2 separate regions of the Homo sapiens genome follow, and region 2 is linked to region 1. A link is an interaction called in ENCODE POLR2A ChIA-PET data of the cell type or tissue named here. Cell type or tissue: A673. All regions are shown on one strand.

Evidence for each region. Peaks named below come from ENCODE experiments on the same cell type or tissue, not always from the same donor. Only the 100,000 strongest peaks of a DNase experiment are listed, where the experiment ranks them.
Region 2: POLR2A ChIA-PET joins it to region 1 with 5 read pairs; 2 of 35 experiments call an interaction of 5 or more read pairs at or near these places.

What each region holds. Positions count from the first base shown.
Region 1 is chr1:44,339,701-44,347,700 of GRCh38, forward strand. All of the region lies in intron 2 of ERI3 (ERI1 exoribonuclease family member 3), which reads right to left. Among named protein-coding and RNA genes, the nearest start is that of ERI3, 12 kb to the right of the region's middle. RefSeq lists an enhancer at 1-462. In A673, no CTCF peak of the experiment used is centred here; no DNase peak of the experiment used is centred here.
Region 2 is chr1:44,808,835-44,816,834 of GRCh38, forward strand. It overlaps BTBD19 (BTB domain containing 19), which reads left to right. Exons shown (of 8, transcript NM_001136537.3): 1 at 1-72; 2 at 1,379-1,592; 3 at 1,720-1,773; 4 at 3,205-3,264; 5 at 4,162-4,230; 6 at 4,304-4,435; 7 at 4,540-4,665; 8 at 4,804-6,751. The coding sequence ends at 4,938. Among named protein-coding and RNA genes, the nearest start is that of BTBD19, 4.3 kb to the left of the region's middle. RefSeq lists enhancers at 1-387, 234-843, 1,354-1,443 and a silencer at 5,085-5,154. In A673, CTCF peaks have their summits at 578 (motif pointing left) and 780; DNase peaks (open chromatin) are centred at 527, 927 and 1,477; H3K4me3 peaks cover 1,129 bases; H3K27ac peaks cover 3,541 bases.

The sequences.
Region 1 (8,000 bases):
AGTAACGTGAGGTGACCCTGTTGTACAATGAGTCCTGGAAGCTAAGTAGACTCAGACAAGCAGCAGAAAATGTCCAAGGTTCTTTTCTCAGCTCCACTAGGAGCCATTTGCCCCTGGCTTTCCAGTCTGTATCTTGATGTCTCCACATACCCTCCTCCCCTCTCCCAAGGTGAAGGCAAACAAAGCGAATCACAGGGGTTTGCTCTGACATTCTGGTGATCCCCCAACCCCCACACTAGTAAGTGGCACCCTGGGGGAATGAACAGTGCCTGGAGAGCACAGCTGGCTGCAGCCTTAGGCCTTCTCATTTGCTGCCTTAGACTCGGTCTCTACTCGAGGCCCTGAATGACTGCGGGACTTTTTAAATAGGGAAGAAAAAGAAAACCCAGATGTGGCAGTAATAGGAACATGGCTAAAAGTCTAGTAAAGTTTTCTGAGTGAACATGTGCAAAAAAAAAAAAAAAAAAATCAAATCACTTTTCCTTTAAGTTTTCCCCTTAAATTTGCAGAATGCCTGCTCCTCAGAGGCCTAACTAAATACAAAAATCAAAGCCTAAGTTTTACTCACGAATAACTCAAACTTCCTTAAAAAGAAAAAAGGAACAAAGCAGAAATGTTGTCTTTCTCCCTTTAATACTCAACATTCAAATTTCTCTCAACTTTAATCCTCAAATAAGAAATCTCACTGTACAATACAGTAATGGCCATAGTTTGTGCTTTCCGAAGCCTCATTCCAACACAACCAAAGGCTTGCCTCTGATGGCTGCAAGTGGGCACCTGGCTCCCTTCACATAGGGTAGAGGGATAGCACCCTGTGAAGTCCAGCGCGTACTCAAAGGCAATGAGGCCACTACCACCTGAACAGAAGCAGATAATGCCAAGTATGGCTGTCTTCCCATCTCTCTCCTGACTCACTGAATGAGCTACAGTAACTTGCCTATATATATAGTAGGATATACGCTAGTGTAGGTCCTCAATTTCCCTATCCCTATAATGAGATTTCAGGGGGATTCAGTGGAGCTAAGACCAAAAAATATTTTAAGTTCTTCATGGATCCTGCACAAGCACAGCACTTGTTTTCACCACTGCTTTATAGCCTCACCAAAAATACAGCCAAAACTCAGCCCAGGTAGACAAACGCTGGCTTGAGTTTCAATATGGAGTCTCCTGGAAGGGCAAGAGGGCCAATATCCCTTTGAAAGCCAGAATCTTCTCATCGCCTATTCCTGAATAGTACTGGAAGCCTTAATGAGATGGAAGACACCAGTCTGCTCAAATTACCCATTCTAGTTTGGATCCAAAGTCCCTCAAGGACTTAGACTCTTCTCTAACCCCATAAAAAAGTGTAAAGACTTCTGAAAGTCCTAATGTTCTACAGTGTGCACAGAATATGCGTAGTATATACAGTCAGTCAATCCTGTCTACCAAATACTATAAGCAATTAAGCATGATGAGTAAGGAGGGCTTCCAAGTTTGAATCCTAGCTTTACCACTTACTACCCATGGCACCTTGGGCATGCTGTGTTCTTCAATTCCTCATCTGTAAAATGACAATAACAATAGCACCTACTCCTTAAGTGAGAACAAAATGAGACAACACATGTAAAGCACTAAGACCAGTGCCTGGCATATAACAGCCTAATATATATTATCCTAATGTTATTACTACTATCCTATTGGGCTATGCCCACCTGGCCAAGCCTGGATCCCCAGATTCTGGGCCTACAAATCCAATTAATTCATAAGGCAGCCTCAGAGAGTAATATCGATGTCTTCTGCAACCCTAAAATGCTCCAGACCTCTGACAGAGCATACTATATATACCCTATTCTGATGGCCAGTGGTCCTCTTGCCTGCAGGCCTTGCTTTCTCACCTGATTTCATCTACATCAAAAAGCTTCTTTTGGCCAAGCACAGTGACTGCACCTGTAATCCCAGCACTGTGGGAGGCTGAGGCAGAAGTATTGCTTGAGCCCAGGAGTTCGAAACCAGCCTGGGAAACATAGTGAGACCCAATCTCTACAAAAAATAAATTAAAAATTAGCCAGGCGGGGTGCTGCATGCCTGTAGTCCCAGCTACTTGGTAGGCTGAAGTAGGAAGATCACTTGAGCCCAGGAGGTTGAGGCTACAGTGAGCTGTGATGGAGCCACTGCACTCCAGTCTGGGTGACAGAGCAAGACCATAATTCAAAAACAAAACAAAACAAAACAAAACAAAAAAACTTCTCTCGTAGGAAGTCTTGAGAGTAGACATTAGGAGGTCAGGCCTCCACATATCAGCAGTTACTGGATTCCACACTTCCCTTACTTCTAACAACCAAGCTCAGTTCAAGTCAAGAAACAGAGGGTAGCTCTTCCTCTTCCCTTCCTGAAAAACTCAATCCTAAAGCCATTAGGTGCAGCAGAAGAGGGCAGATATCTACAACGGGTGGAGTAGGGTGAGCCAGAGAGGTCTGGGGGACACTGTCAGAGCCCAGGCAGGGTGAGGAAGACATCCTTGCAGAAGTGGGAAGGTGTGGTGCAGCATGTCAGAGCCGAGGGGGATGTGGAGAGCATCCATGTCGGCTGGCAGTCTGATGTGGGGTGACACACGCAGGGTAAAAGAGGCACTCATGAAGGGTAAAGGGCAGTGGCAGTAATGAGGATTAGCTACCTACAGAGGAACTGATCAAAGAAGTGCATATATTAAGCATAATGGGACCCAGGTTTCTCACTGTTAAGAGAAAGGAGTTAAAATATGGAAAGGGAGAAAATCTGTGGTGTTGGATTGGAATTGGCAGGAAGAATGTGAACTCATGGTTTCTGATTAGATGTGTATCAGATAGATAGATGGATACACACACACACACAAATATACACACATATGCATATATATTTTCTAGCTCTATTTAAGGAAGAGCCAGGGAGCAGTAACAATGGCAATGAGCACACCTAGCACTCCATTGCCTTCTTGTTTTTTTTTTGAAGACAGGGTCTTGCTCTGTTGCCCAGGCTGCAGTGCAGCGGCACAATCATAGCTCACTGCAGCCTCGAACTCCCACGCTCAAGCAATCTTCCCACTTCAGCCTCCCAAGTAGCTTGGACCACAGGCATGTGCCACCACATCCAGCTAATATATATATATATATATATATATATATATATATATATATATATATTTTTTTTTTTTTTTTTTTTTTTTTTTTTTTGTAGAGATAAGAGTCTCACTACGTTGCCCAGGCTGGTCTTAAATTCCTAGGCTCAAATGTTCTTCCCACCTTGGCATCCCAAAGTGCTGGGATTACAGGCATGGGCCACAGCACCCAGCCCCAGTTGCCTTCTAAATACCATTCCCCACTAAAAGAAACAGAGGTCCTTAGAGAAATGGCTGATTCCAGGGATGCAGCAAGAGAAATACAAGATGAGCGCATAACATCTTGTATCAGAAAGCAAGGAAACACCCAAATAATGATGGGAACATACCAAAAGGATACAGAAGCCACCCACTGGCCAAGAAACAATGATAGTAATGGATTATAATGCACTGAATAGAAAACCATGAGTCCATAAAGATATAAATCAATAAAATTAAACTTTGATGTGAGATATTTACATAGTTTCAAAGTATCACCCCACAAAATACTTATTAATTACAACTAGTAGTAATTTTATGATGGAGAAGCCTGGCAGACATCACCTTAATCAAGTGATCAAAGTGAACATTATCAATAATGGGATAAATCAAAATCACACGACGAGAAGAACAAAGCATCATTTCTGTTATATTCCTGAAGCTACACAACCTAAATCTAATCATGAGAAAATGTCACACAAACCCTAATTGAGAGACAATCTAAACAATAACCAGCCTGTAATCTTCAAAAGTATCAAGGTCATGAATGCCAAGGAACGTTTACTGAGGAAAGTCTAAAGGAGACTAGAGACTTGATAACCAAATGCAACCCACGATTCTGAACTGGATCACTTTGCTGCAAAGAACATTCCTAGGACAACTGGCAAAACTTTAATGGGGTCCAAGGTTTATATAGAGGTTTTATATCAATGTTAATTTCCTGATTTTGATGGTTGTATTTTGACTAGGTAGGAAAATGTCCTTGTTTATAGGAAATGCACACCAAGCATTCAGGGTGATGGGGCATTAGGTCGGCAACTTAACCCTCAAATGGTTCAGGGAAAAAATTCTTTCTACTGTACTTACAACTTTTATGTAAATTTGGGCTGTTTCAAACGTTTTTTTAAAATTGTTTTTTAAAATCAGCTGGGTGGGGTGGCTCACATCTGTAATCCCAGCACTCTGGGAGGCCAAGGCAGGCAGATCGCTTGAGGTCAGGAGTTCAAGACCAGCCTGGGCAACATGGCAAAACCCCATCTCTACTAAAAATACAAAAATTAGCCAGGCATGGTAGCACACCCCTGTAATCCAGTGACTCAGGGGGCTGAGGCAGGAGAATCGCTTGAACCTAGGAGGCAGGGTTTGCAGTGAACTGAGATCACATCACTACACTCCAGCCTGGGTGACAGAGACTCCATCTCAATAAATAAATAAATAAATAAATAAATAAATAAATAAATAAATAAAATTGTTTTTTAAAATCCATGTGCAATGTGGTTACAATTTTAAAATTAAAAATATCACACAGACAGTATTTGAAGAGACAGATCTCCCTGTAATGCCCACAGAAGGTAGGCTGCATGTTCTCTCTGGTAGAGAGGCTCAAAGCATCTCTCAGCCCAAACAGTATCTCTATCCAGCCGAGTTTCCATCAGAAGAGCCCCTACTCAATGCCCACTTCACTGGCACTCCTGCTACCATACAGCCTTCTCAGGAAACACACCTGCTCCCTGCAGCAGCATCCCACTTGCCCTTGCACCCTCCGGTGTCTTAGGGATTTCTCTTTTCTATTGATGTCTTTATGTTTTAGTCACAAATTTGCAGGCTATAAGTCTATAGCTTATAATATCAACTGGGACTTTGAGTATCTAAATGAGGGCCAGAACTCAAAAGAAAGTTTATGATTCTGCCTATTTCTGCAAACTATCTTTCATCAGAGACTAAGATTTATACACATTTATTCTCAGACATCCTTTTCCGTCTCCTAGCAAATTAAAGGTATTAAGTAGCCCATGGCAAGGAGGAAAATGAATGATTCTCTCCTCAATATGAAGGGCCCAGGTCCCCAGTGGGGACAGGGGAGGGGTAAATGGGACTGCCACGGGGCCAGCCCGATTTGGAGAAGCAGGCCTGCGCCAGAGCCCCTGGAGGATGGTCTCTGTGCAGAGTATTTACACAACAGACACCAATGGCTCCTCTGCAGCCATTACTGTCTATCAGGTAAATAACACATGTGCCAAAACACACATTTAATGAGGGAAATAATATGCCTTTATAAAAAGACTCAATCTGTATTTACCTGAGAGACCAAAGAAGCACCAAATCACCAGATTAGAGGAACCACAGAGGAGTCGTTCTGGTGTCTTGGGTAAATAGACATTTTATAGCCTCCATTACTGGAGGGGTGAGCAGAGGGGGTCAACCTTTAACATCCACACACACAGGCCAAGGGAGTCCTCAGGATGGGAAAACAAGAGGAGGCCACTGTGAAACAGGTGGTCTACTCCCACTTCCACCTCCCCAGCCACATGTACTTGGGATCTCTGGGATGGTGTATGTTTATACCACCCCTGGATTCAATTCATTCCATTAAAAGCCAGACTAGGAGGCAGGGATACATCCAAGTAACTCCAAGTTACCTGCAACAGGTTCTGAGTCCAGCTGACTGAAAGCACCTAGGAATACAACAATCATAGCTTCCTCAGTTCTCAGTCCTGGTGTAAGTCCCCAACCCAATCTGACCTGCAGTATCACAAGTGCTCAGGCACCTGAGTCACAGAAACAACAACAAAAAACACAGTAATACCTGTCTGGAACTCAGTCACTGGCTTTGTCTCAAGCAGCTAAAAATAGCCTGGGAAAAAATACAAATAAACTGCATCCCTTCAAAAGTCATAATCTTCAATCTAATGAATATATCCTTACTGCCAGAGCACTCTCTGTGTGAAAAACAAACTGTCAAAGGTGAAAGAAAACCTAAGAGGCAACACAGTCCAACCAGCCAGGGAAAATGAGATTAGAAAGAGAAAAGGACTGCCCAAGGTTCACACTGCAAGAAATAGTAAGAATAGAACCCAGGCTCTCAACTCCAAGGCCAGGGTCTCAGGCTACTGCTCCAACACAAGGAAAAGGCCTCACTAGTCATTTCCCAAGCTATGCAGTCTCACAGAAGAGGCCAAGAGCCTGAGGACTCTGTCTAGTTTGTTGAAGGCTAGAGGTTGAAGACAAAACAAAGCTTGACATGCCCTGGAAGCTCCACATGGTCCCAATGCGGAAAGGAAGCAGGAACTCTAAAACTGAGTCCTCACCTCAACAAAACAGTCTCCTCTTCTCTACACTCAGTCCCTGCCTTGGCCTGTAGCTACAGCTGCTTCTGCTCCAAGGCACAGCTATGGAGAGCTCCCCCAACTCAGAAGCAGCTGCTAATAATCCCAAACTACCAGCAGAGCTAAAATCACTAAAGATCTTCAGGAACACCAAATTCTGAGGGCAACATCATAGGTCACAGCAGGCTTGCTCTCCCCTTCAACTGGTCTGTTTCAGCAGCTCCAAGAAACACATAAAAAGAGGCAATTGTTTGTGATTTGCCTGCTGTTTGCTAACCCAGCAGCCATGCCCAGTAGCTTGGGCAAACTCCTTTCAGCGGCCAAAGCTTGAAGACATCTTTTTGCAAAGTCCTGCAAGTCAGTTGCAACCTCATCACACACGAGAAGGGGCAAAGCCTTGCTTCCTAACACACCATAAATAGACTAGAGATGGATGGAGGGCAGGGTATGGTAGCATCATCCCTTTAAGCACCTCTCACATTTGTAGACAGCATCTGATCCCAGAAGAGAGGTACCCAGAACTGTTAAATACTTCCTATACTCCTGGTCCCAAGATGGGGAACTGCTGTAAAAGCAAGGAGTTATATAATCTAGTGTTAAAACACTGGTAATAGACAAACCTAGGTTCAAATCCTGACTCTACTACAAATTATTTGTAATAATAGCTATAATAATAATAATACCTATGTCTTTGGGATTCAATTCAACCGTGCGATGTACAAAAAGTGCTTTGCACAATAGCAAGCGCTCAATAAAAGGGAGCTGTTACTACATGAGAAAGAGAAAAAGCAAACACCCTTTTCTGAAAATCTACTCCAAGCCAGGCATTGTATCGATGATTTACATATTTTATTTAATCCTCCCAAGTATCAAGCAGAATGGGTAAGAATATTCGCATATCACACATGAGGAAACTAAGGGCTCGGAGGTGCTCAGCTCTTTGGGGCCCTGTTCTCTACCACGTGTGATGGCCCACATTTCCCCACATGACTGATTCCCTCCATCCGACAGAGGACCAACAATGCATATCAACTGCAGTTTTTCTTTTGAGGCAAAGTGTAACTTTAACTAAAAGTAACTCAACCTTAAGCAATAATTAAGTCTATCCAAATCATCCTAACTAGTTTTCATATTTTTTTATATTTAAAAAGAAAAATTACAGGCCTGAGCACAAGAGCAGAATTAAAAGAACGGCAGCACAAGGAACTCGAAGTCTCTTCTCAAACAAAATTCCACAGGAGCAAATCTTTCCATCTTACAGAGTGGAAACTGGCAGGAGGCAGGGTTATAACCAATTCTTACTCAAGTACCCAAATGTGACGTTTCCTTTTACAAATTTGTGCTTTGGCAAACGCTGCTCCCTATTTTGGAATGCACTTCCATTTTTTGCCAGACAAATTATGACTCCTTCCTTAAAATCCAGCTCAAATCTCCCCCCTTTTGGTGGCTTTCTCTGACACTCCATCATAAAGCTAATTGTTTAAGTATGATCCAGTGGCACAGTTTATTCCTACTTCATAACTTTTATCTCACTATGTTGTAAGATATTAGGTATGTTTCTT
Region 2 (8,000 bases), 470 kb after region 1:
ACTGGTCGTGCATGGGAAAGCTGAACCTTTTTCCGCAGCACTCCGAAGCCTTGTCAACAACCCGCGATACAGGTGAGGGGTGGGCCCTGCCTGCGGGTTTTTCTTAGCTGGCTCTGTGGGCCCCAGGACTCTAAGGAGGCCCTGGTGAGAAGAGGCTGGGAATTAGAACTTGGCCATCCTCCCTGGTGAACTTAGGCTATGGGGAGGTCAAATGTGGAACATGGCTACTGGTCACTCAGTGTCTGTGAGACCCTGAGGGCCAGAGGCAAGGCTGGCGGGGTGGAGCTGCTGTGTGAGCTCAGGCAAAGCCCTTCCTTCTTTGGACTTTGGCCCCTGGCAGAAGAAAATGATTCTCAGCCCCTGGGATCCTTAGAGATGGTGGGTCATGATTCCCCTCCTCCCTCCACTCACTCAGCTTGGTATTGAGGCCTCACTGCTAGAAGAAGAGGAACAGATGACCTGTTCTGGGAACTGAGGCTTCACAAGAAGAACAAAGCTCCAGAGATTGAGCCATAGTCCCTGACAGGAAGCCTCGGGGGTGCTGGCTGCTCCCTGCTGGCCGGGATGCCAGTGGTGTCTGAAACCAGGGGTAGAGTTTACAGGAGGCCGGGCTGCTCAGGAGAGCTAGAATGAAGTTCTCTGTCCTCATGGTCTCAGATCTGAGCTCTTCCCCAAAGGGTGGTGACTTCCATCACCCTGCTTCTTTGGGGTCACAGTCTGGTCTGGGTAATGTGAACCCCCCAGGCTTTGGACCTGGGACTAAGAGGCTCTAGGAGGCTCCAGCCTCATCTGCCTCCTATCCCCTGCCTTGTTCAGAGGCCCAGAGCTGGGGCCGGAAGTGATCATGAAGATGGAAACTGTGGTCTGGCTCATGATGGTGCATCACTGCTGTGTCTGTTTGCAGTCGTTGTGCACTCTGTGCCCCACACCCCCACACCCTCCTGTCTGGAGGAGGGCTGAAAAAAAGCTGAGTTTGCAGCTGGTGGAGGAGGAGCCAAAAGAAGCTTCCCTGCCCCCAAGACTCAGGCTGGGGAGGAGAGGGGAAGGTGGGATCAACCTTGCTTCTATTAGCCCAGATGCCCCTCAGTAATCAAGCATAGTCATCTCCTCTGAGACCTGAGGTTTAGGATTATTGTCCCATTTCATGGGTGAGAAACCTGAGATTCAAAGATAGGAAGTCACTTGCCTATGGTACCCATTAGGTGGAGCTGGGACTAGAACTCAGGGCTTTGGGTCCCAGACCTTCTGCTGGAGGGACGAAGCCCTGTCTCTTACATTCTGGTTAGGAAACTAAGACCCAGAGTGGGCAAAGGCACAGCCCAAGTTGCACTCCGGGTGCTGGCCTCCTCCCCGCTGCCTCTCTGCCTGTCTCCCACAGTGATGTTTGCTTCGTGGTTGGTCAAGAACGGCAGGAGGTATTTGCCCATCGGTGCTTGTTGGCCTGTAGATGCAACTTCTTCCAGCGACTTCTGGGCACAGAGCCAGGCCCCGGGGTGCCCAGTCCTGTGGTGCTAAGCACTGTGCCAACTGAGGCCTTCCTGGCAGTGCTGGAGTTCCTATATACCAACAGTGTCAAGCTGTACCGCCACTCTGTGAGCCTGCTGACCAGGGGCCTGGGTGGGAGAGGTGGGGGGTGCCAGAGGCAGGAGTTTGCCCATTACACTGTGGGCACAGGGCAGGGGAAACTCCCTTCCACTCCCCCAACCACCCACTCTACAGGTGCTGGAAGTGCTGACAGCGGCTGTGGAGTATGGGCTGGAGGAACTGAGAGAGGTGGGTTTTTGTGCCAGGTCCCTGTCTCATTTCCCTTGCTTCTCACGGGCTCACTTCCCGCCCTGCCTCACACACACTCTGGCCTGGAGAGGAACGTGTGCCCACACAGAGAGAAGTATGTATATCTCTCCCAAGTAAGTAGGGCATGTATGTGTGCCTGTGTGCAAAAGGATCCATGCATGCCTGCCCTGTGTGTGCTGTGGGAAGAGGGGGTGATTATGGCTGGTGCTGTAGATACAAAGATATCAGCCTTGATCCGTGTTCTCCAGAGAGGGAGAGGAGACAGACACATGAAAATGCTTACCTGGGTGGCATAAGAAGTGTGATAGAGGCCGGGCGCAGTGGCTCACGCCTGTAATCCCAGCACTTTGGGAAGCTGAAGCAGGTGGATCACTTGAGCCCAGAAGTTCCAGACCAGCCTGGGCAACATGGTGACACCCCATCTCTACTAAAAGCACAAAAATTAGCCAGGCATGGTGGCACACACCTGTTAATTGCAGCTACTTGAGAGGCTGAGGCACAAGAATCGCTTGAACCTGGGAGGCAGAGGTTGCAGTGAGCTGAAATCGTGCCACTGCATTCCAGCCTGGGTGACAGAGCAAGACTTGCCCTCAAAAAAAAAAAAAAAAAAAGAAAGTGTGATAGAGAAGCGTGAATGGTGCCGAGACTGTATGGGGGGACTCTCCAGTCCCGCCACTAGGGAGAGGAGAAGACTTCCCAGAGGAGGAAACATTTGTGTTCGATCTGGTAGAACAAATAGGATTTTGTTCCTAGGGGAAGTGGGAAGATGGTATTCTAGTCACAGAGGCACCAAAGGAGCTAGTGAGACATTTGGTGTGTCTGAACTGTGAGGAGAGGGCAAGACGAGACTGCAGAGGACGCCAGGGCCTGGTTCATGTAGGGCCCTCAAGCTTTTGGACTTCTTTTAAGCAGAGGGCAGTGGAGATTCACTGAAGGTTTCCGATAAGGGAGTGAAGAATTGGAAACTCAGGGGAGAAGGGATTGGAAGAGGTGGAGAGGACTCGCTAGTCCAGTCAGGAGGCTAGTGCAGCAGTCAAGAGATGAGAGATGTCACGGATGAAATTCAAGTTTCTGCTAAAAATAGAAGTATCCTTGAGTCAGGAAGGGAACAAGTGGAGGAAGATAAGCATCCTGAAAGAAGGGGAGAATTTTGCATGGCCTTTATCTGGTTTTGATTAGTGGCGAATGTACTAGAAGGTGGGTGGCTGGGCTTGGTTTTGCTAGTCTCCAGTTCCTGTAAGCCTGCTGTCTCAGGCTCTAGCAATTCCCTGCCTCCCCTGGCCTGGGTCAGGATGGGTCTGGGGCTGCTGGGTGACTCACCGCTCCAAGCCTGCTCACTGCTTCTGGGGTGGAACTAGTGTCTTGGAGCAGGGACACCGCCACCCAACCCACATTCATTTCTGTTCCCAGCTGTGCCTGCAGTTTGTGGTGAAGGTGCTGGATGTGGACTTGGTTTGTGAGGCCCTGCAGGTGGGTGCTGCTGGACAGGCATGGTAGGAGTCTGGCTCTGTGTGTGGAAATGGGCTCCCAGCACCTGGGAGCCTGGGCCTGCTGTGTCTGGCCTGGAAATAACTTGGGTACATGGTGGTGGTGGGGGTGCTCCAAGGATGTTTATAGGATGAATTCTGTGCCTAGATCTGTGGGATCCTGGGTGTATCAGCAGGGTCAGGTGCAGGAGCAGGTGTTGAAGGGGCTGGAGGTCTTTGCTGGTCTTCTGTCTGTCAGGGCTGGGGAATGGTTCTCAGCTTGACTTGGGGTAGGGAAAGGGTGGCTGTAGACTTTAGAAGTCAAGCTGGGTCAGGCACAACGGCTCACACCTGTAATTTCAGCACTTTTGGAGGCCGAGGCGGGCGGATCAAGAGGTCAGGAGATCGAGACCATCCTGGCTAACACGGTGAAACCCTGTCTCTATTAAAAATACAGAAAATTAGCCTGGTGTGGTGGCATGCTCCCAGCTACTCTGGAGGCTGAGGCAGGAGAATCGCTTGAACCCGGGAGGCAGAGGTTGCAGTGAGCCGAGATTGCGCCACTGCACACTCCAGCCTGGGCAACAGAGTGAGACTCTGCCTCAAAAAAAATCAAGCCTAGGTCCCAGGTGGGGTTTGAAGGCCATGGCGTGGTCTCCTGTAGGGAAGAGCAGGTTGTAGAGTGAGTCCACGTGTGTGTGTGTGTGTGTGTGTGTGTGTGTGTGTGTGTGTGTGTGTGTGTGTAGCAGGCTTTCATTGGGTCTAGTTTCCTGGAGGGCTGAGGGCCCTGTCAGCCTCCCCAGCTAGGGCTAGGGTCAGGCTTGCAGTGGTGGGTCCCAGTGAGCAGGCTGGGCTACGGCCTCTCCAGTCTCCAACCTGATCTCCCTCATTCTGCTCGCAGGTGGCCGTAACCTTTGGCCTGGGGCAGCTGCAGGAGCGCTGCGTGGCTTTCATAGAGGCCCACAGCCAGGTACTGCTCCCTTCATACTCCTCACCCTACGCACCGCATTCTGCTCCTCCCTGACCCATTTGCCGGCTCGCAGGAGGCCCTCCGGACCCGAGGCTTCCTGGAGCTGTCGGCGGCCGCGCTGCTGCCCCTGCTCCGCAGCGACAAGCTCTGCGTGGACGAGGCTGAACTGGTCCGCGCGGCCCGAAGCTGGGCGCGCGTGGGCGCGGTGAGTGGGGCTGGGGGAGCGCAAGGGCACGGAAGGAGGTGCTGGCCACGAGACTGGTGAGCGGGCGGCAGGACAGGTGCCCGACTCAGGGCTGGCGTTTGCAGGCGGTGCTGGAGCGGCCGGTGGCTGAGGTGGCGGCCCCGGTGGTGAAAGAGCTGAGACTAGCCTTGCTGGCCCCGGCGGAGCTGAGCGCCCTGGAAGAGCAGAACCGGCAGGAACCACTCATCCCGGTGGGGACGCGGGGAACCGGCCCAGCTCCACTCAGCAGGGGGTACAGGGCGCTGGGAGGGGGCAGGAGCAGCCCGGCCCACGGTCCTCGGGGCGAGGGGCCACCGCGGGACTGCGCACTAACTGGCCTTGCTCTGCAGGTGGAGCAGATTGTGGAGGCGTGGAAATGCCATGCCCTGCGGAGAGGGGATGAGGCCCGGGGCGCCCCGTGTCGCCGCCGGAGAGGCACCCTGCCCCGGGAGCATCACCGCTTTCTGGACCTGTCCTTCAAATGATCCAACGCCGGGACTCGCAGGGAGCCCTCGACCCGCCCAGCTGAGCCTGCCCCAAACTACAGCTCCCGAAGTGCTCGGCGTTCGGAGCGGGCTTCCGTTCCCAGCGTGCCCAGTGAGCCGGGCGCCGGAAGAACCGTTGTCTGCCACGCGCAGCCCCTTGTGCGGGATCAAGCCCGTGTGGGCGAGGTGGGGTCGGGCCGGGCAGGGCTTGGGCTGGGCCTCCCTGAGGGGGTGAAACTCGAAAACGAGGATTTCCTTCGTTCCACACCCTGACTCTACGCCCTGCCCCTGGGCATTGTCGTCTACTAGTCTATTCTGATGACTCCCACATATCTATCTGTTCAGCTCAGCTCCCTCTTTCTTTTCTTTTTCTTTCTCTTTCTTTCTTTCTTTCTTTCTTTCTTTCTTTCTTTCTTTCTTTCTTTCTTTCTTTCTTTCTTTTTCTTTCTTTCTCTTTCCTTCCTTCCTTCCTTCCTTCCTTCTTTCTTTCTCTTTCTCTATCTCTTTCTTTCTTTCTTTCTTTCTCTCCTCTCTCTTTTTTTTGAGACGGAGTCTCGCACTCTCGCCCAGGCCGGAGGGCAGTGGTGCCATCTCGGCTCACTGCAAGCTCCGCCTCCCGGGTTCACGCCGTTCTCCTGCCTCAGCCTCCGGAGTAGCTGGTACTACAGGCGCCCATCACCACGCCCGGCTAATTTTTTTGAATTTTTAGTAGAGACGGAGTTTCACCGTATTAGCCAGGATGGTCTCGATCTCCTGACCTTGTGATCCGCCCGCCTCGGCCTTTTTTTTTTTTTTTTTGAGACAGAGTCTTGCTCTGTCGTCGAGGCTGGAGTGTAGTGGTGCGATTTCGGCTCACTTCAAACTCCGCCTCCCGGGTTCAAGCGATTCTCGTGCCTCAGCCTCCTGAGTAGCTGGGATTACAGACATGCACCACAACGCCCGGCTAATTGTTGTATTTTTAGTAGAGACGGGGGTTTCACCATGTTGGCCAGGTTGGTCTCGAACTCCTGACTTCATGTGATCCGCCAGCCTCGGCCTCCCAAAGTGCTGGGATTACAGGTGTGCGCCACCATGCCCGGCCTCAGCTCCTTCTTTCATTCCAGACCTGCCCCCCTGGAGATCGCTCCCTGAATGCCCCTCAGACACCACAGGCTCGGCGAGAAATTGATCTCCCCAGCTTTTCCCCAGCTCTGCCCCCATCGTGTTTCTCATTTCCGTGGACACCCACGCCAGAAACCTGGATCTCATCCTTGCCTTATCGCTCTTCACACCTGCCTTAGGTCTCTTTTTACCTTGTAAGAGACCTTAAGAGACCTTTCCAGTTGGTTCAGTTCTCTCAGCCCCAGGTTCAACCTGTCCTGTCTGACACGTCTCACAGCCTTCCTGCCTTCACTCCAGCGCCCCCTCAATCCATTTCCCACAGTGCAGCCAGACCTGTTTTTGATTGTCAGTCCTATGGGGCTTAAGTCCTGGAACATCCCATTGACCTCCAGGACAAAATTCAATCTATTTCACTTTCAGGGCACTCAAAACTACTAGTGAGTGGTTCCTCACCTCTTCTCTCAAATACAATCTTTGTATAAATTCATTTATCCTGGAGGTATTAGTCCTCTAGCTCCATACCTTACTCAGTTACTGCAGACCCCTCTGCTACCTCCTTCATTCACTATACATCTTGTTTTCCCGAGGATGTGAATCTCCCTCAAGAAAGATCCCTGGGGCCTGGAGTGGTGTCTTACTCGTTTCTGCTTCCTCAGTCTCTGTCAGATAATCAGTGCTATGTAAATGTTAAGTAAATGACTTTATTTATTTATTTATGACACAACCTTATTCTCACCCAGGCTGGAGTGCAGTGGTGCAATCTCGGCTCACTGCAGCCTCAGCCTCCCAGGCTCAAGTGATCTTCCCACTTCAGCCTGCTGAATAGCTGGGACTACAGGCATGTTCCATCACATTCGGCTAACTTTTTTTTTTCTTTTTGTAGAGATGAGGTCTCCCTACGTTGCCCGGGCTGTTCTCAAACTCCTGGGCTCAAGCAATGGTCCCACTCCGTCCTCCCAAAGTGCTGGGATTACAGGCATGAAGCACCACCACACCCAGCCTATTTCCTCATTTAAATGCCACTTTATTCCATGAAGAGTTTTAAAGGAGCTGCAAAGCAAGATACTGTCAATCTAAAATGAGAGACAGTTGACTATTTAGAAGAAAATAAAGTTAGATTTCTATCTCAGGGACTTCATACAAAAATATATTGTACAGGAGGCCAGGCACCGTGGCTCACGCCTGTAATCCTAGAACTTTGCGAGGCCGAGGTGGGTGGTTCGCCTGAGCTCAGGAGTTCGGGATCAGCCTGGGCAACATGGCAAAACCCTGTCTCTAAAATACAAAAAACTAGCCAGGTGTGGTGGCACATGCCCGTAATCCCAGCTACTTGGGAGGCTGAGGCACGAGAATTGCTTGAATCTGGGAGGCGGAGGTTGCAGTGAGCTGAGATTGTGCTACTGCACTCAGCCTAGGCAACAGAGTGAGACTCTGTCTCAAAAAAAAAAAAAAAAATATATATATATATATGTATATATATATATACACACACACACACACACACACACATAGATGTGTGTGTATATTATATATACACATAGATGTGTGTGTATATTATATATACACATAGATGTGTGTGTATATTATATATACACATAGATGTGTGTGTATATTATATATACACATAGATGTGAGTATATTATATATACACATAGATGTGTGTATATTATATATACACATAGATGTGTGTATATATTATATATACACATAGATGTGTGTGTATATATATACACATAGATGTGTGTGTATATTATATATACACATAGATGTGTGTGTATATTATATATACACATAGATGTGTGTGTATATTATATATACACATAGATGTGTGTGTATATTATATATACACATAGATGTGTGTGTATATTATATATACACATAGATGTGTGTGTATATTATATATACACATAGATGTGTGTGTATATTATATATACACATAGATGTGTGTGTATATTATATAT